2 separate regions of the Homo sapiens genome follow, and region 2 is linked to region 1. A link is a loop called in an ENCODE intact Hi-C map of the cell type or tissue named here. Cell type or tissue: PC-3. All regions are shown on one strand. Each heading gives the region's core, and the rest is flanking DNA. Links, peaks and the distances in the headings are about the cores only. Region 1 overlaps PLCXD2 (phosphatidylinositol specific phospholipase C X domain containing 2). Region 2 has its middle 86 kb from the start of PLCXD2-AS1.

Region 1 (13,958 bases), core at 9,870-13,869:
TTACTATTTATATGGTTTTGTTGTTGTTCGTTTGTTTGCTTGAGACCAGGAGGTTGAGGCTGAAGTGAATGACAAACATCTTAAAAAGACAGGGTCTTACTCTGACCCAGGCTGGAGTGCCGTGGTACGATGTTTGTCATTCACTTCAGCCTCAACTTCCTGATCTCAAGCAATCCTCCCACCTCAGCCTCCTGAGTAGCTGGGACTGCAGGTGTGCACCACCACTCCTGGCTACTTTTTTTGTATTTTTTGTAGAGATAGGGTTTCACACATGTTGCCTAGGCTGGTCTCAAACTTCTGGACTCAAGCGATCCACCAGTCTCAGCCTCCTGAAGTATTGGGATCACACTCATGAGCTACCATGCCCATCTGTGTGTCTTCTTTCTGAGAAATGTCTATTTAATTCTTTTGTCCTCTTTTTAATTTGATTATTTAGTTTTTTTGCTATTGAGTTGTTTGAATTCCTTGTATATTCTGGATATTAGTCCTTTGTAAGATGAATAGTTTGTAAATATTTTCTCCCATTCTACAGGTTGTCTTTTCGCTCTTGATTGTTTCCTTTGCTAGGGTGGAGACGTCAGTTTAATATAGTCCCATTTGTCTATTTTAGTTTTTGTTGCCTATGTGTTTGAAGTCTTAGCTGTGAAACCTTTGCCTAGACCAATGTCTTGAAGCATTTCTTCTATGTTTGCTTATAGTAAAGTTAAACAATAAAAGAAGAAGAAAGGTACAAAGAATATACAAAGTAATTAGAAAATAATTAACAAAATGACAAGGACTAAGTCCTCATCTATCAATAATAGCCTTAAATGTAAATGTTAAATTCCCCAATTAAAAGATATGGACTGGCTGAATGGATTAAAAAAAAAAAAGACACAACTATATACTGCCCACAGAAAACTCACTTCACCTGTAAAGGCACACGTAGACTGAAAGTAAGGGATGGAAAAAAATATTCCACACAAACGGAAACCAAAAGTGTGCAAATTAGCTATACTTATATCAGACAAAATAGACTTTAAGGCAAAAAAAAAAAAAAACACAAAGAGAAAGAAGGTCATTATATAAAGATAAAGTGATCAGTTCAGCAAGAGGATATAACAATTGTAAATATATTTATACACCTAACACCAGAGCACCTAGATTTATGAGGCAAATATTATTAGAGTTAAATAGGTAGACTCCAATAGAATAATAGTTGCAGACTTCTTCAGCATTGGACAGATGGATTATCTAGAAAGAAAATCAACAAAGAAACATCAGACTTAATCTGCACTATAGACCAAACAGGCATAACAGACATTTACAAAACATTTCATACTATCCCTTTGTTAAGACAGAGGAACAGAATGTGCGTTTGGACCATTTAATAGCAGTTTTGGCTCATTGAGGTACGAATTCAAAAAGAGGGACATATTAACTAAACTGTGTTGAGCCCATCGAAATGGTTAGCTGATCTGTCAATAAATCATTCCTACTGACTCAGACTTTTACAATAGTAAAATAATATATACAATTTTTTATATATTTTAAAAACATAAAAAGAAAGCAAGTTTAGTTTCTTGAAATCCTGCCTTTCCTAGAATTTAAATCCCTTTCTCGGCATTGTTGAGATAGACACAGTGTTTTCATACCCTCTGTTTCAATGATGGCATGAATAAAGTGGATATACCACAACAAAGCATTCTTCTATAAGAGACACTTAAGCATTATCTCCAGTTTGTCTCTATTATGAATATTCTTTGGCAGACATCTTTGTTTTCCTGAATGTTAGAGTTTATTTCCTCAGAATAGCTTTCCTGAAATGAAATTACTGGAGCAAATTGTATGAATATTTTAAAGCCCCTATTTTCAGCATATTTCTAAATAGCTTTGCAAAAGGATATTTATTAATTTGCCTTATGCCAGCAAAATATATGAAAACTATAGTATTACCCCAGGCTTAACAAGCTGCTACATTACTTTTCTTTGTGTTTATTTTATTCCTAGCAAGCTTGGCAAATTTTGCTACTATTCATTTGCAGTTTTAGTATGTTATTTGGTGCTTAATTTTTGTTTTGTTTTGTTTTCTCATCAATTGGCTTATTTTTCCCAGCTCCCGTCTCATCTGCTTTCCTCACCTGTATTCCTTTGTACAGGCTCACATGATTCATTCAGCTACTGGGTGGATGAAAAGTCCCCAGTGGGGCCTGACCAAACCCAAGCTATCAAACGCCTCGCCAGGATCTCCTTGGTGAAGAAGCTAATGAAGAAGTGGTCTGTGACTCAGAACCTGACATTTCGAGAACAGCTGGAAGCTGGGATCCGCTACTTTGACCTGCGTGTGTCTTCCAAACCAGGGGATGCCGACCAGGAGATCTACTTCATCCATGGGCTTTTTGGCATCAAGGTCTGGGATGGGCTGATGGAAATTGACTCGTTTCTTACACAGCACCCCCAGGAGATTATCTTCCTGGATTTCAACCACTTCTATGCCATGGATGAGACCCATCACAAATGCCTGGTTCTGCGGATCCAGGAGGCCTTTGGAAACAAGCTGTGCCCAGCCTGCAGTGTGGAAAGTTTGACGCTGCGAACTCTGTGGGAGAAGAACTGCCAGGTAGGAGGGAAGGAGAGATAAGCTTCCAAGAGCAAGAATTTAACTCTTCCTGCTTTTCCTGTATTGCCGTCTGTAAAATCACTCAATCCAGGGCTCTTAGGCTAAAGAGTGGATTGTTTGGAATATTAAACATATGCAAACTAGTTCCTGGGCTCTAGAATAGGTTCAAGGGCCAGGGCTAACACCTGCCAAATACTTAAAGCTTGTCCAGCAAACTGTTTGACATCTAATTGACTTTTAGTGGCCTGGCCAGAACCAACCAAGGCAAAGTTGTAAAATTGGGCCAATAGGTCATTACTATTCTCTGTTTCCCGAGGTCCATTTTTACCCTTCTGGTTCCCCTCAGGGATAGTCTGTTCCATCTTGCCTTCAACTCAATGTCAGATAATCCTGGCCAAGGTATCGACTGATTAGGAAAAGTATTAGCTGACTGAAACATAGTGATTCATCTCAGGAGTGTTAATATTATAAAAGTATTTGGGTCTTAGAGGGAGAGAGAGTTAAGGAAGGAAGAGCCTGTTGAAGGGGCTGCAGCCTGTAAGAGCATTCCATAGTCTGCTTAAGTTGAGAAGAGCCTGCCAGCCTAGGACCATGAGGGACACGCTCAGGAAGAGGAATGTGGGCCTCAGATATATTCCACTCTGATCCTAAAGGATGACAGTAGGAGAAAAGAGCTTCAGGAAAGTGTTTAATTTACACTCTCTGGAAAAAAAAAAAAAAAAGACATACCTTTCATTCAAAGTTACTCACTTGCTCAGCAGATGCATTAACCAAAACAACTTTACGAGGCAGATATTTTTTAACTCAAGGAGGAGCTTTTGATTAAAAATAGTTTAAAGGTTATTCACTTGAAAATATTTATTAAACACCAGGTACATGCCAAGTAACCTCTAAGGACTAGGGATAAATTAGTAAATAAAATAGACAAAGATACCTTGCCCTAATGGAGCTGTCATTCTGGTGGAGGGAGATAGATCATAGATAATAGAGATAATAAACATACATATATGTGTGTGTATGTGTCTGTGTGTCACATATATACATATATGTATATTCTCTCTCCATATATGTGTGTGTATATACACACACACACACACGCACACACACACATAAAGTGTTAGAAAGTGATAAGAGCTATGGAAAACGAAAAGGTCAAGCATGGTGAGAGGGAACCAGGATTCTGTGGGTTGGAGGATTGGTTGAAATGTTTAAAAGTTGATCAGGAGAGGCTTCATTGAAAAGATGACATTTGAAGGGGTTAATCACATGCTTATTTGGGGGCAGAAGAAGCAGGCAGTGCAGAGACCCAAAAGCAGGAGTGTCCCTGCCATCTTTGAGGAAAAGGAACATGCAGTATGGCTGTAGAGCAGGTGAAGACAGAGTAGTGAGAGGAGGTCAGAGAGGCGACTGGTGATCATGTGAGCCTAGAAGGCCCTGTAAAGACGCTAGCCTTCACTCACTCTAAGCGAGGAGAGTTCTGGCACAGGATGTTGTGGCCTGACTTAGGTCTTAATAAGATCTCTCCGGTTGCAATACTAGGAAGAGACCAGGGCAGGGGGATTGGGCAGAAGTAAGGAACCCAGTGAGACTGTTAGTGGCAAGTGGTCAGATTTTGCATCTGTCAGAAGGTAGAGCCGACAGGGTTTCCTAATGGATATGATTTGGGGTATGAAAGAACATGAGGATTCAAGGATGAGTCCCAGGCTTGGCCGGAATAACTGGAAATACCAAGTTGTTTTTGCGCACCCTGAGAAGTTCTAAATGTCTTCGACACCACGGAGGCTTCATGAGTTAACTCTTAGTATCTGCTAAAGTCTATCTAAACAAGTTTCTTCACTAAGACTTTTGTAAGTGATATTTTGCTAAATATTTATCACACCTCTATACCATAAAAGTAAGTTTATATCTGTTCATGTCTAACTTGGAGAGACTTTTTCCCAGTGGCATTTCTCTTTTACAATATGAGATAATGGTAACAACAACTAATGTTTATTGAACCTTTACAATGAGCTACGTACATGGATTAACTCATTTGATCCTCTCAGTGACACCATGAGATGGGTACTTTGTTATTGTCACCATTTTACAGATGAGGAAACTGAGGTATGGAGACACTAAGCAACTCACCCGAGAGAAACCTGGGCAAATTTTAAAATCCTAGTTAGTGAGAACCAGGATTCAGTCGCAGGCTTTCTGGCTTTCCAGAGTTCTTACAGCTTCTCATGCTCTCTGAGGGGTATTTAGGCACATTGGTGTTTTTCACAACTGGTGTTGTATATTAGGCTAATGAAATACTTTGCTTTTATTAATGAGCCCCTATTATCAGAAGATCTCAGAGAATTAGCAGAATGGGAGAAAGGGATGGAGAGCTTTGGAATTTGGGGATTCGGTTAAATTTGAGTACAGATATAATTTTATACACAGCCAGGATTGAGATGGGTTGACATATTGCATACTAAACTGCTTACAAATCTGCAGGAGTAAGGGGTATCTTCAGGAATAAAGAATAGTGTAGGCAGTGAATTTCTAACAGTAGAGTGATGATCTATCATAGTTTTTTAAGCATGGGCTAATTTAACTGTATTATCCAACTACAAATACTTCTAAAGTTATGAAGGAAAGAGACTGTGATGATATCTCAGAAAAAGGGAGAGCATCATCAGTTTAAATCCTAAGATCCCCCTGTGCTCCCTTCTTTCCCATGTTTTTCCTGCCACATTTCTTCTTGAAAGCTAAACAGGCTGGGTGCGGTGGTTCATGCCTGTAATCCCAGCACTTTGGGAGGCCGAGGCTGATCATCTGAGATCAGGAGTTCAAAAGCAGCCTGGCCAACGTGGTGAAACCCCATCTCTACTAAAAATACAAAAATTAGCTGGGCATGGTGGCACACGCCTGTAATCCCAGCTACTCGGCAGGCAGAGACAAGAGAATCGCTTGAACCCAGGAGGCAGAGGTTTCAGGGAGCTGAGATCGTGCCATTGCCCTCCAGCCTGGCTGACCAGAGTGAAACTCCGTCTCAAAAAAATAAATAAATAAAATAAAATAAAGCTAAACAAAGAGATTTCAAACAGAGGCACCAGTCATCCCTGCTACTGCCAGGGCAGAGTTAAACTTTAAATATTTTTCATGTAATGAGCTGCCTCACATGTAAGCCCCTGCGTATTTTATTACTACAATTTAGTTGAAAGAAGTATGCTACCATTCAGTCAAATTTCATTTACTTAACATGCAATTACATCATAGCCATAGGTATATATTTATTTGTACATTAGTGGCTATGGGTTTTGAGGGTACAATGAGTTAGAGATTTAATCTACATCTTGGAAGTATTTAGGATCTTAATAAAATGGTAAGAGTACATAACACTAGGGAATACGAAACAACTGATAGACAATTGCATGATAAAAGTGCCTCAAATGTTCTGTACTATATGAAGAAGGGGATTTTGTAATAAATCAGTTGAAAAGTAGAACGTAGCATTAAGTCTATATCCCAGAGGCTCCAAGTAAAAGAATGACCAGAATAAGAGGAGGTCCATCAAGGAATCGTTCTTGAAGGAAATGAGACTTTTAATCTGAGTCTCAAGAGAAAAACTGAACATGAACCACTGAGATAGAGAGGAGAGTATTTCAGAGAAAAACACAGCAGACAGAGGTTGGGGGGAGAGGGAGGCAGATGCAAAACACAGGCCCTGAGTGACAGTTGCTGCACCTAGATCCCTGTACAGTGGGAGTTGGTTTGCAAGGCCGGCCTCCCCCTGTAAACAGAAATTCTCCCTGTAACCTTTAGGGTCAGATTGCTCAAGAAGGCTCTTGAAGAAAGGCATAAAGACCCTTTTGGATAATTTGTACTTAATGCACTTTTTCCAAGGCAGAGTAAAGAATGGCACAGTCCTCTCGTTCCCTGAAATGTGGCCCACGGGCAGGCCCAAGATGTGTCTGACAGGTCCTGTCACAGGGCTGCACCGCCTCCCACCTCTCCCACGGTCCACTGCACAGGACGGCTTTCCTCACAGCCCCCAGGCTTACCACCTGGCCAATTACACCTCTACAAGGAAATCCTCCCCTTCCCCCAGGCAATCTGCTTATCATGAGCCTGTGATTAACCTCATTAACACACCGGTTTACCACAGACGTCATTAGCAGTCAGTCAGACATTACTCAAAACCATTAGAAACAACAAGAACAGCCGTTACCCAGTTCAGTGCAACCAGCCTGGTGCTCCCCAGCTCTGGGCCTTGGGGAGCAGTTAGTCAGGCACCTTAGTCACGAGCTAAATGCACACCGGAAATGAGGCTGACATCCAGAGCTCTTGTTCTTGGGTGCCCGGGAGGATTACCCTCTGTGGCCAACTATCCGGGGATGGCAGTCCAGGCCTCGTGAGCATGTGCAGGGCATTCCTCCAGGAAAAGATTACTAGTGCCTGGGACAGGGAAAAATATATTCCTTTAGAAACCTTCACAGCAGAGCTCTGAATTGGGACGATCAAAATAGCAGTTTCCTATCCCACAGCTGCCTCCCAGAAACTAATTAATGCTGTGGATGTAGCTTGCTAATTATTTTCAACATCACCACCATCCTGAGCGGTCCCTGTGGAGGCCAGTTGCCTCTGCAAAGTCTCCCCTGACTCAAGTGGCACACTCCCCACTCTCCTGGGAAGGGCAGTTCCAGGCAGAGCCAGCACACACGATTGAAAGTCTATTTACCCACAAATTAGTTCAGTGTTTTTATTTCAACTCCAAAAGCTGTCAGTTTTGTAATTACAGGAGACATAACTTCTAGACAGCGCTTGCTGCTCAGCCTAAGAGTTCTCAGCCTGAGGTCCAAAGCTTCCCCAGAGGGATATGAGGGTAGAATTTAAGAAGTCTTTAAATTTGGATGGGAAAAAAAATACATATTCATTTTTACTAAAATTGAACTGAAAATTAGTATACCCATAGATTATGAGGGCAGGCGGTGACCCACAACAATCTTAGCCCTGCCTGATTTTTATCTCCCTAGATGCGTCCATCTCACATTTTGGTTATCGCAGATATCTGAGATACCACTTATGCTTATCCCTAACTCACAGTTATGGGACTTATTAGACTTACAACAAAATATTTTTATTGAATGCATTTATCATGCAGCACATACATTAATTTATTACAAACTTATTTAATATATTGATTGCTATATTTCCATATCATAGATTTTCTTTGTAATCCTGTATATTGTATGCATTCATTTAACATGTAATTCTGAGAAGGGGGTCCATGATTTTAATATACTTCCAAAGGTATTTATGCCAACAAAATTAAGAATTTTTGAGTCAGACATATGGCAAGTGCTCTGTAAATCTTTGCTGATTTCCTAAAAATATATATTAATATAAACAGTTCTTGACTTTCCACATATGATTATATTTTCTTGCCTTTTTCCTAGCAGTCCGTATAAAACGGAGGAGTTAACATTCAGCATTTTTATGGATTGCTCTCCTTTTTGTGTTTTGAATATTTCAGGTTCTTATTTTCTACCACTGTCCCTTCTACAAGCAGTACCCCTTCCTGTGGCCAGGAAAGAAGATTCCAGCGCCCTGGGCAAACACCACAAGTGTGCGCAAACTAATCCTCTTCTTGGAGACCACTCTGAGTGAGCGGGCCTCACGGGGCTCCTTCCATGTCTCCCAAGCGATCCTCACCCCCAGAGTGAAGACCATTGCCCGGGGCTTGGTTGGGGGCCTCAAGAACACGCTGGTTCATAGGTAAGAATTTGCTTCCACCCCACAAGGAAAGCTTTTTAAAAAATATTTATCTTGATTCTATTCTGAGTAAATCGCAGTAAAGCCATGTAGTCTGAGGAGTTAGAAAAACAACAAAACAAGCAAAAAACTTTGTATTCGAGAAAACCATGCAGTTGAGGTGGATTGTATTAACAAAGGCTCTCTAAACACTTTGTTCATAAGTACACATCATACCATAAATACTGTACTCTCTAAATTTTGCTATAAGGCAAAGCACATTGAGCCAACACCATGTCTGTTCACTCCTGGTACCTGGCCACATGGGGTCCTGCCTGTGCCTCGCAGCTGACCCAGGCACTCATTTAAGAAGCATTCAATATAGGCTGCTGTCCTAGGTGCTAAGGATTCAGAGCTGGCCCTTCAAGAATTTGTTCTCCTTTCCATGGTGACCATGAGTCACTGAAGAAGCAGCTTAGGATGCCACCCACCATGCCCATGCTGTAGCTTCAAATACTTCCTCAGGGCAGAATTGAGCCTGGTTGTACAATTAGATAGCAGAAGCTTCAGTAATTTTGTATCAGATGGTGTTCCTTATCCCGGACACCAATGAATGATAGATGTTCTCAAGAAAAAGGATGGTTTATTTGTATGCGTGTTTGTGTGTGTGCGCGCACATATATGTGAGTGTGTGTATGTATGTGTCTATGTACCTGTACATGTGTATGTGTATATGTATATGTATAAAAGGAATGTTATAAATACATTTGGATAACAGGGAATCCCTTGCAATCCAAGCTAAGGAAGCTAATACGTTTGGGTAGCAAAAGATATTTACAAGAATCAGTTTGGTCCCTGAGTTTCAGGTTGACGAGCAGAGTTCAGATAATGAAAGATTCATCCAAAAACATGTTTCTATTTATTTGGTCCTGAGTTTAGGTAACATGAGTTCAGATAACAGGAGTTCACCTAGCAGGAGTTTAGACAGCAGGACTAGATTTTTCTTTCTTGGTGAGAGCTCCTGATTATGTCAACCATGGACAAAACCAGAAAGTGTTTTCTGTGTGGCTCTACTAAGTCTTGACTGAATTCATTATGCTGAACTTGGAAAAGTGAATTTTATAAACCAGCACTATATCTCTTTGAAAGATCCCGAATTAGAAGCTTTATTGTTTTAATAATATGTTTGTGTATCCACACTGTTTTCCTCATGCCTCTGGTATATTTGTAGATCAACATTATTTATATATTCATTCAACAAACATTGAGCACCTAGGAAGAGCTAGGTACAAAGATTCAAGGTGAATATTATACTGTCTGCTGTCAAGGAACTCACAGTCTAGCAGCAGAAACTGGCATGAAAATTTCTATAAAGCAATGTGAAATACCACTGTGAAGAAGTCTGTGCAGACAGCCATACTAATAATGGAGAGGGAGTATTTAAAAAACTAAGGATAAGTTATATCTGTATACCATATTCTGAATATCAAATGGCTTTTTGCAGATGATTTCATTTGATTCTTAAATCAAGTCAGCCTCTAGGATGGCACATTGTCTACAGCATATTATCATCCCCTCTTTAGATGGGATTCAGGGAGCTTAAGTGACCCCAATCCATACAGCTAGTAAAAGTCAAGAATACCTCTCAGACTCTGGCCTTCTGATCGTTAGACCACTGCCCTTTTCAGCGTTGGACACTGACTTGGATACTGCATATTTTTGTGCTTATTCTTTTCTGTTCCACAGGCCTGCAGTTGTCTTATTAGTACCTGAATCTGGTAATATCTCACAGGTTATAACTAGTAACCCACAATGTCACAAAGCTTTTCATATCTGTACATTCCTAAAACTTTAATCTGGCTGCAAGTGAAACATTGGCTCTTTCCTTTATGATGAGAGATAATGATGTTGGCATGCGCCCAAAGCCAAGGGATCCTACTATGCCAGAGCCCTTGCACTACTGCTAGCAGCAAGCCAATGTCCCCAAGCTTGGAAAGATACTTTCTTTGGCATCTCGCCCCCCTGCCGGCCATAAGAATATTGCAAGTATGCATGCATTCCTAGTCCTGCACATCAACTGAAGGAGGAAAATATAGCTCTGGTTGAGTTTGTTCCAAAAGGCCAGTGCAGAGTGTGGCTGTCATTTCCTCTGGGCTGTTGAACAAACATAGGACCTTCCCCTGTGTGCCAACACCCAGAGGGTCTGTCCTAACAACTGGTCGCTGGCACTGGTGGTCAGCTCAAACCAAGAAAAAAAAGACAGGGTATATTTTCTTACAAATGTAGAGGTGGTTTCTCGGCAGGGATTTAACCCCCTAACTCTTCGATAAACTTTGGAGCTAAGATCTTGTTCATTTTGGTTCAACACCGTAGAAGGAAGCCACAAGAAATATAGCCATTTGACTCAATTTCCATGGTGGTTTCTCCCAGACTTATAGAAACCTGAAATTCAGGTTCATGGCACTCTCACTGAAATCATATGAAAATGCTTTGCCTAAGCTTGAGGACAGAGCATCCATGAACTCTATAAGGGAACATGGACTGAAATCAGAAGGCCTGAGAGTGCAGCCTGACATGCTCCCTGTTCCAGGGTGCATTGTGTTGTGCCCCGTCCCATCCCCGCCATCCCCAAGCTCACATATTGAAGTCCCAACTCTCAGTTACCTCAGAATGTGGGTACATTTGCAGATACGGCCTTTAAAGAGGTAATTAAGTCAAAACGAGGATATTAGGGTGGGCCCTAATCCAGTCTAGCTGGTATCCTTAAAAGAAAAGGAAATTTAGACACACAAAGAGACACCACAGATATGTGTTCACAGAGGAAAGGCCATGTGAGAATGCAATAAGAAGGCGGCTGTCTGCAAGCCAAGGACAGAGGCCTCAGGAGACATGAAATCTGATGACACTTTGATCTTGGATGTCCAACTTCTAAAACAAGAGAAAATACATTTCTGTCATTTAAGCCAACCAGTATGTGGTGTTTTGCTATGGTAGCCCTAGCAAATCAATGCAGTCCCTGAGCAACAGGGTGGCCGTGGACAAGTTTTCTGAGGTCTCTGAGCTGTGGTTTTCTCACCAGTTAAACAGGATTAATAAACCTCATCAGATTGTAGCCTTAACATGAAAATGCCAGCCACAGTGGCTGGCAGAAAATAGACATGCCATCCCTATTTGTAAAGACACCCAGAAACACTATGGACCACCCTTGTTCCCAGCTGGGCCCCAAGGTCAAAGGGAAGTTTTTAACCTCCTGCTCTGCCATCCATGGGAACTGTTGCCTCACGGGCCTGTCAGCACTGTCAGGTTCAGCCTTTTGCACAGATCCCTTGTCCTGGTAAATACCAAGAGCTGAGAAAATAAAGTAGCTCCTCTTCACTGTGGGTTCTGCATTTCCCCTTCTTCGTACTTAATCCTAATTATTTGATCCTTGCCTTGGAGAAGGTTGACACATGCTACCCGAAGCTGACACAGAACTCTTTGTCACTGGAAACCACAGGTACATACCTTTCACTGCATTTCTCTGCTCAGGCTCCAGGGATCCTCCAAGGTGAGGAGGCTCTGGCTGCAGTGACTGGAGTTACAAGCCTTTAAGGCTCATTTCCCTGTAATGACCAGCAGAGGGCGCCTGCACCTCATACTTCAACACTGACTCAGGCTTTTAAAATGAAGTCTTGAATCTATCAGGTTCAGTACTACTGTGTCCTTGGTGTGGTTCCTTGTGTATCCTTGGTCTATCTTTAAGGAAGTCTGTATTTGCAGCTTCTCACTTCCAAACCACAACATGTTGTCACGTAAGCAGGAGGATGTGACCTCTTTAAGGTGTAGTTTCTTACTCCCAGCCACCAAATATTTCTACCTCACACTCTTCCAGTTATGATTCCTTACCTTTTTTTTTTTACCACACTTATCATATCACAGAAACTCTTCTAAACACTTTACATGTATTATTTTGTTTAATTCCCCAAAAATCTGTATGAAGCATTATTATTATCACTCTTCAGGAGTCCCCGTTCAAAATGGAAGTACCCCTGGGAGGGTGATCTTTTAAGTCATAATCAGCTATTAATATAAAAATATAGGCCAGGCGCAGTGGCTCACGCCTGTAATCCCAGTACTTTGGGAGGCCGAGGTGGGCGGATCACCAGGTCAGGAGATCGAGACCATCCTGGCTAACACGGTGAAACCCCGTCTCTACTGAAAATACAAAGAAATTAGCTGGGCGTGGTGGCGGGCGCCTGTAGTCCCAGCTACTCGGGAGGCTGAGGCAGGAGAATGGCGTGAACCCGGGAGACGGAGCTTGCAGTGAGCCAAGATCGCGCCTCTGCACTCCAGCCTGGGGGACAGAGGAAGACTCCGTCTCAAAAAAAAAATAAGATGATGGATAGATGATAGATAGATAGATAGATAGATAGATAGATAGATAGATAGATTGATTGATTTATGATATGTGTTTTAGCCCGTGGCTGATTGTAGAGTCCACTGAGAGAGGGAGGAGACCCAGGACTGATTATAGTTATGGTAAGAGAAAAAGAAAGAGGAGAAGGACAAAATGCTACCAAGGCCTGAACAGGGTTGTCTGGAAAACTGAGAAGTCAAGATATGTGCTGAAAGAAGGGCAGGCAGCATCAAGGGAGAGTTTCTTCTGTCTTCTTTAAAGCATTCTCAGCCTACTGAGTATGTATTGAGCTGTTTTTACTATGATGTAAACTGTGAGTACACTTTATTGCTTTCTTCTCTATGCTGCCTGTGGTAGTTTACACTTACTATTAATGCAGAAATTATCACATTGAATTTTCATTATTCCTTTATGTCACTAAATAACTGGCTGTCACCTAGGAAGCCTTTGATTAATAAAATGAGACTGAAAGACCGTTAGTGAGACAACTGATTAAGTATTGGTCTATTAAGAAGCCACACTTAGTGATCGAATAACTGTATATCCATATGAAAAAAGTAAGCCTTGACCTCCTACTTTATACCATAAACAAAAATCAATTTGAGATGGTTCTTAGAGCTAAACCTAAAAGCTAAAAACCATAAAGCTTTTAGAATAAAACATAGGATATGTTTGTAAATTTGGAGTGGACTGAAGTGGTTCTTAGATCACAGAAGCCATAAAAGAAAAAAAATGGACAAATTAGAATCTGTAAAAATTAAGGAATTCGGCTCATGAAAATATGTCACTGAGAAAACTGACAGACAAGCTATAGGCTAGGAGAAAATATTCACAAAATATATCTGACAGAAGACCAGTATCTAGGCTATATAAATAACTTCTACAACTCAACAATTTTTTTAAAAGAAAATGAAAAAATGAGTAAAAGAATTGAACAGATAACAGTTTTACTCATAATATCCAAAAAACTGGCAATAGCCCAAGTGTCCATCCTGCCAGTGTAGGAAACTGGATACACAAACTGCAGTATATACATACAATGGAATTCTCTTCATTGATTTTGAAAGGCAACGAACTACTGATACATGCAGCAACGTGGATGAATTTCAGAACAATTATGCCAAGTGAAAGAAAACTCACGTGAAATAATACATTTTTCATGGCTTATATGAAGTTTTAAAACAGGCAAATCTAATCTACAGTGGAAAAAAAAATCAGTATAGCTGTTGCCTCTGGGAGAATGGG
Region 2 (15,240 bases), core at 6,079-10,078, 47 kb after region 1:
CAGAGCTGAGTTCAATTCCTGGGTATCCTTGTTAACTTTCTGTCTCGTTGATCTGTCTAATGTTGACAGTGGGGTGTTAAAGTCTCCCATTATTATTGTGTGGGAGTCTAAGTCTCTTTGTAGGTCACTCAGGACTTGCTTTATGAATCTGGGTGCTCCTGTATTGGGTGCATATATATTTAGGATAGTTAGCTCTTCTCGTTGAATTGATCCCTTTACCATTATGTAATGGCCTTGTCTCTTTTGATCTTTGTTGGTTTAAAGTCTTTTATCAGAGACTAGGATTGCAACCCCTGCCTTTTTTTGTTTTCCATTTGCTTGGTAGATCTTCCTCCATCCTTTTATTTTGAGCCTATGTGTGTCTCTGCACGTGAGATGGATTTACTGCATACAGCACACTGATGGGTCTTGACTCTTTATCCAATTTGCCAGTCTGTGTCTTTTAATTGGAGCATTTAGTCCATTTACATTTAAAGTTAATATTGTTATGTGTGAATTTGATCCTGTCATTATGATGTTAGCTGGTTATTTTGCTCGTTAGTGGATGCAGTTTCTTCCTAGCCTCGATGGTCTTTACAATTTGGCATGATTTTGCAGTGGCTGGTACCTGTTGTTCCTTTCCATGTTTAGTGCTTCCTTCAGGAGCTCTTTTAGGGCAGGCCTGGTGGTGACAAAATCTCTCAGCATTTGCTTGTCTGTAAAGTATTTTATTTCTCCTTCACTTATGAAGCTTAGTTTGGCTGGATATGAAATTCTGGGTTGAAAATTCTTTTCTTTAAGAATGTTGAATATTGGCCCCCACTCTCTTCTGGCTTGTAGAGTTTCTGGCTAGAGATCCACTGTTAGTCTGATGGGCTTCCCTTTGTGGGTAACCTGACCTTTCTCTCTGGCTGCCCTTAACATTTTTTCCTTCATTTCAACTTTGGTGAATCTGACAATTAAGTGTCTTGGAGTTGCTCTTCTCGAGGAGTATCTTTGTGGAGTTCTCTGTATTTCCTTAATCTGAATGTTGGCCTGCCTTGCTAGACTGGGGAAGTTCTCCTGTATAATATCCTGCAGAGTGTTTTCCAACTTGGTTCCATTCTCCCTGTCACTTTCAGGTACACCAATCAGATGTAGATTTGGTCTTTTCACATAGTCTCATATTTCTGGGAGGCTTTGTTCGTTTCTTTTTATTCTTTTTTCTCTAAACTTCCCTTCTCGCTTCATTTCATTCATTTCATGAATGGAGCTTTCAGCTCCATCAGCTCCTTTAAGCACTTCTCTGTATTGGTTATTCTAGTTACACATTTGTCTAAATTTTTTTCAAAGTTTTCAACTTCTTCGCCTTTGGTTTGAATTTCCTCCTGTAGCTCGGAGTAGTTTGATCGTCTGAAGCCTTCTTCTCTCAACTGGTCAAAGTCATTCTCCATCCAGCTTTGTTCCGTTGCTGGTGAGGAGCTGCGTTCCTCTGGAGGAGGAGAGGCACTCTGCTTTTTAGAGTTTCCAGTTTTTCTGCTCTGTTTTTTCCCCATCTTTGTGGTTTTATCTACTTTTTGTCTTCGATGTTGGTGATGTACAGATGGGTTTTTGGTGTGGATGTCCTTTCTGTTTGTTAGTTTTCCTTCTAACAGACAGGTTAACAGCTGACAACAGGTCTAACAACAGACCTCAGCTGCAGGTCTGTTGGAGTTTGCTAGAAGTCCACTCCAGACACTGTTTGCCTCGGTATCTGCAGCGGTGGCTGCAGAAGAGTGAATTTTCGTGAACCGCGAATGCTGCTGTCTGATCGTTCCTCTGGAAGTTTTGTCTCAGAGGAGTACCCGGCCGTGTGAGGTGTCAGTCTGCCCCTACTGGGGGGTGCCTCCCAGTTAGGCTGCTCAGGGGTCAGGGGCCAGGGACCCACTTGAGGAGGCAGTCTGCCCGTTCTCAGATCTCCAGCTGCGTGCTGGGAGAACCACTGCTCTCTTCAAAGCTGTCAGACAGGGACATTTAACTCTGCAGAGGTTACTGCTGTCTTTTTGTTTGTCTGTGCCCTGCCCCTAGAGGTGGAGCCTATAGAGGCAGGCAGGCCTCCTTGAGCTGTGGTGGGCTCCACCCAGTTCGAGCTTCCCGCCTGCTTTGTTTACCTAAGCAACCCTGGGCAATGGTGGGTGCCCCTCCCCCAGCCTCGCTGCCACCTTGCAGTTTGATCTCAGACTGCTGTGCTAGCAATCAGCAAGACTCTGTGGGCATAGGACCCTCCGAGCCATGTGCGGGATATAATCTCCTGGTGCGCTGTTTTTTAAGCTCGTCGGAAAAGCGCAGTATTAGGGTGGGAGTGACCCGATTTTCCAGGTGCCATCTGTCACCCCTTTCTTTGACTAGGAAAGGGAACTGCCTGGTCCCTTGCACTTCCCGAGTGAGGCAATGCCTCGCCCTGCTTCAGCTGGTGCAGTGTGCGCGCACCCACTGACCTGCGCCCACTGTCTGGCACTCCCTAGTGAGATGAACCCGGTACCTCAGATGGAAATGCAGAAATCACCCATCTTCTGTGTGGCTCACGCTGGGAGCTGCAGACTGGAGCTGTTCCTATTCGGCCATCTTGGCTCGACCACAAAAAAATTTCAAGTGCATCTATTTTGCTGTTAATATAGCTTGAAGAACCCATGGCTTGACATGTTTCATAGGATTGCAGCCATGGGAGGGGTGAGTCATCAACCACGATAAACTCATGAAGATGGTTTTATAAGCTACTAGATGCGGCACAGACAGAGACAACAAGCTATGTTTTGCTAATGGGTCCTATCAATATGGGGCCCAGGCCATCTTTAGCCTATAAGCTTCATCCCAGAAACTAGGAGTCAGTCAGTAGAGTTTACTGTGATATTTTAAGGAAGAAAGGAGAAAAATGACTGCTCTTCAGAGCTGATTAGAGTAAAAATGTAATTATATATGTGCATAAATATCCTAGTGATATATCTTTTTTTTTTTTCAATGATTGTCTTAGTCCACTCAGGCTGTTGTAACAAAATACCATAAACTAGGTAGCTTATGAACAACAGAAACTTATTTCTCACCATTCTGGAGGCTGGAAAGGCCACAATTAAGACACCAGCAGATTTGGTATCAAGTGGGGATCCACTTTCTGGTTCGTAGATGGTGCCTTCTCACTGTGTCCTCACATGGTGGAAGGACAAACTAGCTCTCTGGGGTTTCTTTTGTAAGGGTACCAATCCTATTCATGAGAGTTTCAGCCTTACCCAAAGGCTCCTTCTCCTAATGCTGTCACATTGGTGATTAGGTTTCAATTTATGAATTTTGAGGAGACACCAACATTTAGACCACAACATTGAGATTTTATATATATTTACATGTATATATACACACACACATATGTATGTATGTATATCCCGTGTGTGTGTATGCATGCACAGTGAGGAATATATGTTTAGCATGTAAAGTTACTCTTTGCACCAAATGGTTTCAAGACAGCAAAATAATATAACACCTACTAAAGGCCAGGTAATTGGACATTATCCAAATCAGTCATCATGCAACCCTATAAGGTGGAAATTTTTATCCCCAATTTATAAGTGAGCAAACAAATCTCAGATTAAGTAATTTGTCTAAGGGCACACAGCTTACAAGAGATGACGTCAGATTTTGGATTTGAGTTTCTCTCTTTCCAAATTTTTTATTCTTAATCAATAGGCTATAATTGGGTGACAATCAAGAGTTCGTTGGGAATATTGTTGGTTCATAATAGCAACAATATGCAGTTTGTAGGACAAGAGGCTTTAAGGGCAGAGATCTAAATGTATCTGTCAAACAGAGAAAGCCATGTGAAGTTTCTGTGTCTTCATGCCTCTGTATTGGATTCAGGCTGTAGCCACAATACTTATGCAAAAGCATTTCAGGGGAGACATTGCTAGGCAATCTTCACTTCCACTAGGTCAGAGTTTAATGCACATAATACTTCTTGCCTTCATGTGCATGTTGCTAACCCATATTCCTGACTGATATTCTTTCAGTATGTCCACAATGAATTAAAGTTAAGACCAGAGAGCAATATAAAGTGCTGAGCAAAACTCTTTTGAAATTCACAAACATTGTCCATCAGCAGAAACCATGTTTACATTTTTAAAATTCCTATTTTACCTTACGTGGACTGTAAGATGGAATCCAAAGATCCCTCAAACCAAAACTTAGTTTCAATGCATCTTTGTTGAGATAAAAAAAATTGTCCTACTCCAAAGATACTAAATACAGGTCTCATCAATAACCATAGCTTCCATTTTCTGTCAAAGTCAAATAAAATTTTCTACTATTTTTCAATTAGGAAAAGCAGCATTTCAGATAAAAAACTAGGCTTTTGTAACAAACTAGCAAAGTTGGAGTTCTTTTTATTGAAATTTATGTTTACATGGTTATTAAAAGGTTTGTGTTGGACTGCGGGACTCATCTTACTCTGGCTTCTGGGGAGTGAACTAGAAGGCAGAAAACGTGTTCTGTTTTCTTGCTTCTGCGATGTGTATACAGTTTTTTGTTTGTTTTTTTTTTCCTGAGAGCCACGTGGGACTGGTGAGGCTGAGAAGCAAAATTTGAATCAGAGCTTAGATTAAAAAACTGAAGCAATAATTTTCTCCATTTTCAGTTTTAGTTGTTTTATCTTTTGTGATAAATTGTAGGTGAGAAGTTTGGGAGAGGGGCCAGGATGCTACTTAGTTCATTCATAGCACTGCTTGGAACCTTTAGAACTAAGTCGGCCAGGTGTGGTGGCTCACGCCTGTAATCCCAGCACTATGGGAGGCCGAGGCGGGTGGATCACGAGGTCAGGTGATTGAGACCATCCTGGCCAACATGGTGAAACCCCGTCTCTACTAAAAATACAAAAATTATCTGCGCGTGGTGGTGCGTGCTTGTAGTCCCAGCTACTAGGGAGGCTGAGGAAGGAGAATCACCTGAACCCCGGAGGTGGAGGTTGCAGTGAGCTAAGGTGGCACCACTGCACCCCAGCCTAGCGACAGAGTGAGACTCCATCTCAAAAAAAAAAAAAAAGAAAAAAAAAACTAAACACATTTGAATACTAATCCCAGCTTTGTGATCCTCCTATTCCACCTAGAACTACAGTGTTATTCAATTTTTTTGCTTCTGTCATGAAGATAATTTGAAGCTAATCATCCACAATGGGAAATGAGCAAGTGGTTCCAAAAGCAGAAGTGGGTATGGGTACACATGGGAGTGTATAAAGCTCAAAGTCTCCTTATACACGGCATTGATTCAGAAAGGAACTGACACTGTTGATGAAATTTATCACACAAGATGGGACGTGAACAAATCCTTCATCCTAAAAAGGCAGAAACTCAGAAGAGAATGACTAGGGAGAATGAGTCACTAGCAGCTGTTAAGAATCATAGTTAGATCTCTATTCCTGATTTAACTCTCTGCTTTATCTACCCCAGAGGCCAGTCGTTCTCAAACTTCAGCTGCATTCAGATCACTTCAAGGGCTTGTTAAAACAGGATTGCTGATCTACACACCCAGAATTTCTGATTCAGTACATGTGGGTGGGGCAAGAGAATTTTTAGCTCTAACAAGTTCCCAGGTGATGCTGGTCGGGGATACCACACCATAAGACCCACTGCTTTAGGCAATACCGGTTTCAGAATTGAGCCACAGAGGCCATGACTGGTTTATTTACCTGGAAAACCAGCCCAACATTTTTTTTTAATAGCAGAAAAAGCATACAAATTTATTTAATGTGTATACATAAGAAGAATTACAGAGTAATTACCCCCAGCCTGACATTTCCTTAAAATAGGTGCTTGTATGTTCACCTAAAAGGGGCACTGCTAAAAGAGAGGATGAGGGGTCAGAGGAACACATTTTATCCAAAAAGGGATGCCCCCCCAATCCCATCCGCCACATTCAGCTGAGAACCAGACCAGCGTCTTAGCTATTAGTTCATTGCATGGGTTTTGGTGCCAGACTAGACTTAGATTTGAGATCCAAGTCTACTACCTAAGGTGATAAACTTAAGTCAGTCACTTACTTTTCTAAACTGCAGTACTGGAAGGATAACACAATTGATCTCAGAGGACTGTTGTGAAGTTTAAAGAAGATAATGTTTAGGAAGCTTTAACACAATAGCTCATGTATAGTAAGGCCTCAATAAATGCTAACTATATGTATTATTTAATTATATAACTAGCATTACCATATTATTATTATATAGCCAATATGTGTAATGTTTTGACACTGTCAATAAATTTTGAGGTGTTTATCCCATTTTCAGATATTGGAAACTAAGGCACAGAAGGGTTAAGTACCTTGCCCAAGGGCATCCTAGGGAGCGCTCTGAAGTTATGCCTTGTGATGCCACAATTATCATCATTCTAATCACAGGCCTCTAAGTGTGATCTGATCCAGACCTTCCACCCAGCCCTCCCAAGAACCTGGCCACACTCGTCAGGATTAAAGGAGGAGGTATTATTTCTTCAAGCCCTCCTGGAGTCTCTCTTGGCCTTTTTTGGCTCACATACTGCTGTACGTAGTTTGTGTCTGAAATGGAAAATTTCTGTAACACAATACCCAGCTCTGATCCCCACAGACTCTCAAATAATCTTTCTCTTTTTTTTCTTTTGGTTTGGGTTAAAATATGACTTCATGTGCAAAAAAGAAGCCTCATTTCCCAGCACTCTCAGCAGATTCATAAACATTGCAGACTCAAAGCCCTCTGGTTCCTAAGAGTTCCAAAGAATTAATTCTCCTTTTTTGAAAAAGGAGAGCAATGACTAAGAAGTGAGAAGAGAAATGGAAAGATTAAAACTAGCTGCCTGTTTGGTGCAGGGTATATAGCTCTGAGAGCCCACCCTCTTCTGCACCTGCAAGAATCCTTGCATGTCTCCCAGCACTTCTACAGGCAGCCCCAAGGAAAGGCAGGGAGCCATAGCTGCACTGAGCTTTATGATCCTGCCTGAAAGTGAGTATGTTAGGAAACTGGACAATGCAAATCAAGGATTTTAGGTATTTGATTCATTGACTCCCTAGCATTCTTCTCCCCTGGAGAGTCAACTCTTCACACACTGTTTATGCTGTGTGAACAATACAGTGAATTTCCCTTGAGTGAGTTATTTCTATGACAAGTTACTCTAACATAATAGCGAACTGCAAACTGCACAGGGCTTTGGAGCCCAACTGTTTGACTTTCATTTCCACCTCTACCACTTTCTAGCTGGGTGACCTAGGGCAATTTACTCACACTCTTCATGTTTTAGTTCGCTCATCTGTAAGTGGGACTTGTCATCAACTGTACATTGTGAGATTTTCCTAGGAATAAATTACTTAATAAATTATCAAGTGCTTAGGGCAGTTCCTGATACATAGTAAGCCCCATATGTCTTGCTATTACTATTTATTTTTATTATTATTGTTACTACAACTACTACTCTACTGCAAGGAAAAGAGCAGTGCTATAATCTGAATGTTTGTATCCCCAGAAATTCATGTTTTGAGATCCTAGGTGATGGTATTAGGTTGTAGTATTAGGAGGTGATTCGATCACGAGGACAAAGCCCTTGTGATTAGGATTAGTGCCCTCATAAAAGAGACCCCAGAGCAGGCCAGCCCCTTCTACCACATGATGACACAGTGAGAAGGCACCATTCGTGAACCAGGAAACAGTCCCTCACCAGACACTGAATCTGTTGGTGCCTTGATCTTAGACTTCCCAGTTCCTAGAACTGTGAGGAATGAATTCTGTTTTTTCTAAGCTACCCAGTCTATGATAAATTGTTAAAGCAGCCCGAACAGACGAAGACAAGCAGTTATGGCTATGTTTGCTCAAGAAAATATAATGCCAAAATAGAAAGGAAGCAGTTTGGCCTTCTGGTAATGGTATAACTCTGGATTCAGACAGACCTGCACATGACCTTTGACACCGCTACTCAAGTTGTGTGACCTTTGACAAGCTATGGAACCTCTTTAAATCCACTTTCCCGTTTATAAAATGGAGATAGTAACATTTACCTCATAGGGCTACAGGGAAGATCTGATGAAGTAATGTTTGGGAAGTTCTCAACTGTTGGTCAGCAGCCCAGGAATGGTAGTTATTGTGTGGCAAACTGGTCACATGAACAAAGAAATCCATTAAGTAAGTTTCTCCTAAAAGCACTTACAACCACCCTACTTGATACAACTGACTAAAACAATCCCAACATCTGAGATTCTTACCAAATATACACAGACAGAGTACATGGTAAACTAGCACGGTCCTTTGTATATTTTTCTGTCTCCTGTGTTAAACATGGATTGTTGTTAGGTTGATAAATTGCCTATCACCCCTATTCCCAACCTCCCCTTCTTTATCAGTCACACTTTTGTCCCAGCATATACATGTTGATGTGGTGAGGTTTTGCCAGATTTCATAAAGGGAACTATGATAAAAAAAAATACCCCACTGATCTTCAAGTTTCAATTTTCAGATTATATGAAATTTGTGTGATGAAATAAAGGTTCTTGAGGAATCACAGGTAGGGCACCAGCATCATTCAATTCCAGGGGGCACTGTTTCCATCATACTGTATTAAAGCTAGGCTCCAAGGGCGCCTTTAATGGAGAACACAATAGGATGGTTGCCTCCTGGAGTTGTGCAACAGAATAGCTCTGATCTCAAAGTGCAGGAAACAAGGTCCACTGACACAGACTTGGACTCTAACCTCTCTTCTTTTTGATGAGTCAGACTCTGTCTTCCAAAAGTTAATTTATACTTGCTGAGTGAGAACTTGCTAATACCCAAGCGACATCACCATGAAGAGGAATTGTAGAATCACAGATCTGAGAGTTGAAAGACCAGCACTGGTCATCGGGTCCACCCTCTCCAGTGCCCTAGGGGAACATGCCAGTGCAGTTCCAGTTTGCCTTTGTTAATAGGGCCAAAAAAAGTCTGAGGCTTGGCTTCCAAGGAGTATTAGAGTTCAACAAATTCTCATTCTCAATAGGCAGGCGTGAAACACTCTTAACCCTTGGCTCACTCCACCAGCACATGTGTTTGAAGCCCCTTAGTCTTCACTAACGCACTTTCTAAAGAAGTAGAAGGAAGTTGTGATATCAGCACTGAAGGGTGGTGAGAAAAAAATGGATGGACCCAAACACCAATGGAAGAAGATCATGGAAAGTATTGACTCCAGAACACTAACAAGTGACTGTGCTTTTTCCTTTTATACTTTCCCCTTCTGCCACCCCCACAGGCTTCTTACACAATGTATCATACAGCACTTTAAAGCTGAAAGCCATCCACAAAATTATCTTGTCCTAAGGCACCCAGTTTTCAGATGAGAAAATGAGTCTCAGATGTCAGGCAGTGCAAAGCATCCAGGAAAGATAATCGATCCAAAAATCACTTACATTTTTAGCTGACTTAAAACGGAGAGAGAAATGTATTCAGGTCAGAGCAAGTGGCATTTTTAACTCCATTACATAAATATAGAAGCTAATGCTCAAAATAAAATGGTGATGTAAACTTGGTTCATAAACTTCTCTGCTGGGTTAGACAGTCTATGGTGACATCAGGGCTTGAAGTGAAGATTGGAACTAGGTTATATCCAGAAGTTCCCTGAGAAGGGAGGCTGAGAGGTGAGTGAAAAAATATGTTCCCATTATTTGAAACTTAAGGTGGAAAAGAAGCCAACCTCTAATCAATAATGTAGATTTACTTTAACATTTCATTGTTGCCATTTCTTCTTTTATATGCACACACACACACATACACATACACACATACTGCAAATCAGAAGAATAGAAATCTGAAGTCAAAACACCAGGATTTTTAATTTACTACCTGTGTCATCTTTCTCAGTTTCACATTGTCTTTTCCATAAATTAAAATTTATTATAGTGTCTTTCTTACAGCTTTGTTGTATAGATCAAATAAGATAATGAAGTGTACCTGCTTTGTAAATCATGAAGCAGTAATTTTTAAATACCTTTTTTCAAGAACCTTCTTAAGAATCTGATTAAAGGCCAGGCATGATGTCTTATGCCTGTGATCCCAGCACTTTGGGAGGCCAAGGCAGGTGGATCACTTGAGGCCAGGAGTTCAAGACTAGCCTGGGCAACATGGTAAAACTCCGTCTCTACAACAACAACAAAAAAATTAGCCGGGCATGGTGGTATGCACCTGTAATCCCAGCTACTCAGGAGGCTGAGGCAGAAAAATCGTTTGAACCCAGAAGGCAGAGGTTGCAGTGGAACCCAGGTTATGCCACTGCACTCCATCGTGGGCGACAGAGTGAGACTCTGTCTCAAAAAAAAAAAAAAAAGAATCTGATGAAATCTAAGAAACCTTACCAAAATTTTTACACGTGCATAAAAAGAGTTTTGCATGTAATTTCATAGGGTTTTCAGACATTCTGAAGACACCAATTTAACACCTGCTTGGATAGTGCTTACCAAATGTAGAATATTCCAGCCTGGACAACACAGTATTTTTACAACATGGGATAAATTAAGATGAGTCATTTATTTATTTGATAAACGTTTACTGGACCCTTACTAGGTAGTGCGGGCTGCAGAGGCACTGATATCCTTGTCTTTCAAGAGTTAGCAATCCAGGTTGTGCGCAGTGGCTCATGCCTGTAATCCCAACACTCTGGGAGGCCAAGGCAGGTGAAACACCTGAGATCAGGAGTTCAAGACCAGCCTGGCCAACATAGTGAAACCCCATCTTTACTAAAAATACAAAATTACCAGGTGTGGTGGCACGTGCCTGTAATCCCAGCTACTTGGGAGGCTGAGGCAGGAGAATCGCTGGAACGTGAGACGCAGAGGTTGCAGTGAGCCGAGATTGTGCCATTGCATTCCAGCCTGGGCAACAGAGCCTGACTTCATCTCAAAAAAAAAAAAAAAAAAAAAAAGCAGTCCAAAAACAGTATTAAAGCAAAGGAGTCTCTTTACATGCATTATATCAACTGAGAAAGTCACCTTGCTATGGCATCTGTCCCCAGAGCTCCAGTGTCTGGTTACTCTGTTCAGATGGAGGGTAGTCTGGGTGTCTCTGATTTGAGACAGAGAACCTGCATACAGAAAAGTCAAGGGACTTTTCCAGTGGACTTGGTACACAGAAGGATTTGGGTACAGATGAGCAGAGAGAAGCTGTATTCAACTTTGGCTCCTCATAATCTCCTGTCTTGAACCCTTCATGTCAGTGAAAAGACATCTGTAAACATCTGTCGTTCTTCCACATTTCATTAAGTATGCTTCTTGTAGATTGTTGACACCAAACTAGTGAATCAAATATCTGATGACATAACTTAGAATTGGAAACAGGCATTTTCACTATAAGCAGAAGTTTCTAAAAAATTCCTGCCATGTAGGGTTCAAATCATTTCACCACTTTCTAGCTTTGGGAAGCACACACAAAAAATGTATTTTTATTATCTGAAAATCAGGATGATAATCATGACTTCCACATTTAGCTATGAAATTAAATAATTCCTCTGAAGTACTTAAAACTGTACCTGGCATATAGTGAAAGCTCAATAAATGATGATTATTATAACTGTCATTGTTCTCATTCTCAACAGCTATCTCTTACCCTTGTAGGTATTCTTACCCTTGTAGGAAGCCCATTGGTTTTACTGGCAATGGAAAATATGTTTTGTTGTAGATGCTATTTCCTAAAATATTATGATTTTTTAAATGTGGCTACTAAATTTGTCTATAGAGATGTTAATTTTTGTCTTGACTTAGGTTTGATTTTCCAAGTTCCTGCTTGGGTTGTATATGAATAGGGTTATCTAGAGGAAGCAGGTAGAAATTGTTAAGAGCTGGTAGGATGTGATAAAGGTTGAGATTTGGAAGTTAAATTTGAAAAAACAGAATCAGAGAGAGGGATGATTGATCCTGATTAGGATTGTCTAGAAGAAAATGAAGAAAAGGTGAGAGTTGATAGCCACAAATAGGGGAGTTTCCCCTATTAGAAAGTACCCAGGAAAGCTATTGTTTGCCCTGGCCATTGATATTCAGGCAAACTACCCAATTTCGTTTTAGGTGACTTTGATAGAAACTGGATTGCAAGAAGAAGATAAAATTTCTTCATGAACCAGAATGAGGAAGTGGTGGTATACTCAGAAGAGAACTAAGGGATTCAAACAAAAAATCCTGTTGAGTCCACCTGGATTTGATGGTGGGGTTGCCTACCTATAGTTTGTAACAAATGTTTTTCACGTTTAAGTGAGAATATTATTCTCTGTAAACAGCAGACTACTATTATGATGGGTGTGTAGAGGAGAAAAATGTAAGAGGACAACTGGTGAGAGGTGTAGTGCTAAAACTATGGCCTGCAGAGGAGCTCTTTTCTATTTGCAGACCTAGCCCCAACCCATGAATGAAAACAATAGAAATGATCTGCTATAAGATTTCAGGGAGTTTAGGGGAGCTCCGGAGAGCTGTATGTCCACACATCAGCCAGCCAGTCCGTCCCTCACCCACACCCTCGGATCCTGCCACAAATATTTGAATCACTGCCATAGCAATGTTCATGGACCCATGCCAAACAAAGGTCCATACGACTGCCTGGGATTTAAATGTCTTCCTGTGTAATCTCATCACCCAAGTCCACCCACGTACTTGGAGTTTGCTCTGCCCTGCCAGCTTCTTTTGCATTGTCTAGCTGGACCTACATTCAGAGGTCCTTGGAGACAATGCTTGGATTCATGTCTGGAATGCTTCAGCATACCATTGAACCCACTCCCACTTCATCATTGCCTGGGGAAGAGATTCACAAGTGCCCAAGGAGCCCACTGGTTGCCAATGAGCAATTTCTCGAGCCTTTAATTATGGGCCAATGAAAACAATGCCTTTAGTGAACTGCTGCCTCCCTTTCACCTCTGACCCATGGTCAGACACGTGACTGTGAGTGTTGCCAGATGGAAATTGTTAGTGAAGAACCACATTTAACAGAACTTTTATTTATCAACTGAGAGCAGCACTCATCAGTTATCCTGTGGGCTTGAGCTGTGTTTAATATATAAGTAACCTCAATATTGTATGGGCAACACTATGGGTTTGGATGAGGATTGGCCTATGAAAGAAGAATTTGTCCCCTCCAAGTTCCCTTATCAAGCACTAGGAGCATGAAGAGTATGGAAAAACCAGTCCAAATTATTAGGTAATAATGTTCTGGGAGGCAGCCCAAAGTCCAAGTAAATATTCTCACTTGTGTCCAAACCCTTGCTTGGCAGCTCTGTCAGACACTGTCTTTTCCCCATATTCTACCATCCTAGAGAGTAAAAGACAAACTCTTACCTCAAAAACCCCTGCCAACCAAGTATTCATTATCTGTCTTTCCCTCATCTGAACAGTTTGTAGCTCAGATCAGGTGTTTGTTGGAGTCTGATTACTCTATTTTCAAATAATACAGCATACGACTACAGTGCTGATAGCAAGTTTAAGAAGGTTCAACCTAAGGGAAGAGTGATGTTAGGGAACTGGAGTTCCTCAATTCCAACATTTTCCAGGTCTAAAAGTGCACTTTGTAGAAAAAACAAGTGCTTACATTCTTAGCTGTCTGGATGTGCAATATTATCTACAACCTACAGCCTTAGAAACTTTTCCTTTGAACTCGTGTTTCGTTCCATCTCTAAACTGTATGATCTTTAGCTGCTCTATTCAGTAAGTATTTGGGCAGATGGATGCAAATTGATGAAACACATATGTTTAAGACAGAGATTAAGAATGCTGCTGGGTTAAATATATCTGTGTAGTGATTTCCATAAGTATCTTAGCTGTTCAGACAACATAGATAAATTAACCCATAGAATCCATTGTTGAATTTTAGTTACTTTACTTTTTAGCGTCTCAGATAATTTTACCAAATTTATGTCACTTTCCAGTATTTCTGTAAAATATTTTAGAGAAAAAGCAGGATCTTCAATTCATTAATGGAAAACTGATGTAATGAGAAAAACAGGCCAGAGCCACACAGCTGAGAGTCATTGGTTGCATCTAGAAGCCCATGTTTCCCTTGTAGAAGGTGCTTCCTCTGGGAAGGGTGCTTATTACGTCATCAATGTATTTTTTCCAGATACCAGGCTCTTTTTTGGGATATGGGAACTCAGCCTGGGGAAACATTTACTATCCCTAAGCAAGTACTTAGATCTTTGTAAGAAAGCTCATTATTTTTTTTCTCCTACTTTTCTGATGTGTGTATTTCCCTTTCCTTAGAGACTACCAATTAGTAAGATTGCAAATTTAGTTTGGCATCTAATTTATTTGTTACTATTTTTAATGCAAATGTTAAGTGGGCTAGCCTCTGAGAATCTGTGATTTTTATGCTGTTGTTCCCCAGACACAACAATTCTCTTGTCTAAGTTAGTGCAACACCTACACAAACACAAAATATGCCAGGTTATAAGACTACAGACACGCACTTGGGAAAATGCTGTGTAGTGTATAAATTACCATAACTTGTGTTATTATAGGAATCTGTGAGAGAATTCATATCACTTTACCCATTTCATAAATGGAAAAACTTACTCAGAGATATGAAATGACTTCTCCAATATTACACAGTTCCCACCTCACAGAGGTAGAACTGGTCACCAAAAGTAAAAATCTTACTTCTCAGTTGAAGATTTTGCCAGGATATGCCGTAAGACTCTTCTTAGAAGATGAGCAAAGGGAGACAAGAATAAAAATCCTAGTCCCAGAGGGCTGGTCAAGGATCTGACCACCTGCAGAGAAGAATGACCCCAGAACTAAACAGTGATTGGTACGAAGCCAGTCAGCTGTAGCAAAGCAGCCAGGATGAGGCAGCTTGAGGAGAGATGTGGAGCCCAGCCGCCTCATGGCATGCAGGGGTTTCTCCCAAGGCTCTGCACACACCATTGTGCAGCTGCCCCTTTCTTTAATGTTAGTTCTCATGAAAGTTCCAGTGCAGATGAAACTGTCAGCATCTCAGCAATCATGGGTTTTGAGAAAGAAGAAGCGGTGCCTAGCTAAATGTATTTGTTTTCTAGGGCTGCCATTACAAAGTACCACAAATGGGTGGCTTACACAACATAATTTCGATTTCAAAATGTCAGCAGCGTTGGCTCCTTCTGAGGGCTGTTTGGGAGAATCTCTTCTATGCCTGTCTTAGCTTCTGGTGGTTTTCTGTTACACTTTGGCTTTCCTTGTCTTGTAAATGCATCACCCCATCACTGCCTTCATCTTTTTTTTTTTTCTTTGAGACAGAGTCTTGCTCACTTGCCCAGGCTGGAGTGCAGTGGTGCCATCTCG

The links. A loop is a pair of places that touch in the nucleus more often than their neighbours do. Peaks named below come from ENCODE experiments on the same cell type or tissue, not always from the same donor. Only the 100,000 strongest peaks of a DNase experiment are listed, where the experiment ranks them.
Region 2: it touches region 1 in a loop (2.4-fold over the local background); 5 of 110 quality-filtered maps call a loop at or near these places.

Annotation. Positions count from the first base shown.
Region 1 is chr3:111,705,788-111,719,745 of GRCh38, forward strand. PLCXD2 (phosphatidylinositol specific phospholipase C X domain containing 2) reads left to right here. Exons shown (of 4, transcript NM_001413064.1): 2 at 2,139-2,599; 3 at 8,100-8,341. Among named protein-coding and RNA genes, the nearest start is that of PLCXD2-AS1, 35 kb to the left of the region's middle. In PC-3, for the core only: CTCF peaks have their summits at 10,342, 10,541 and 11,928 (motif pointing right); DNase peaks (open chromatin) are centred at 10,344 and 11,934; H3K27ac peaks cover 1,658 bases.
Region 2 is chr3:111,756,180-111,771,419 of GRCh38, forward strand. It overlaps a transcript of PHLDB2 not described here. Among named protein-coding and RNA genes, the nearest start is that of PLCXD2-AS1, 86 kb to the left of the region's middle. In PC-3, for the core only: a CTCF peak has its summit at 8,554; a DNase peak (open chromatin) is centred at 8,712; H3K27ac peaks cover 46 bases.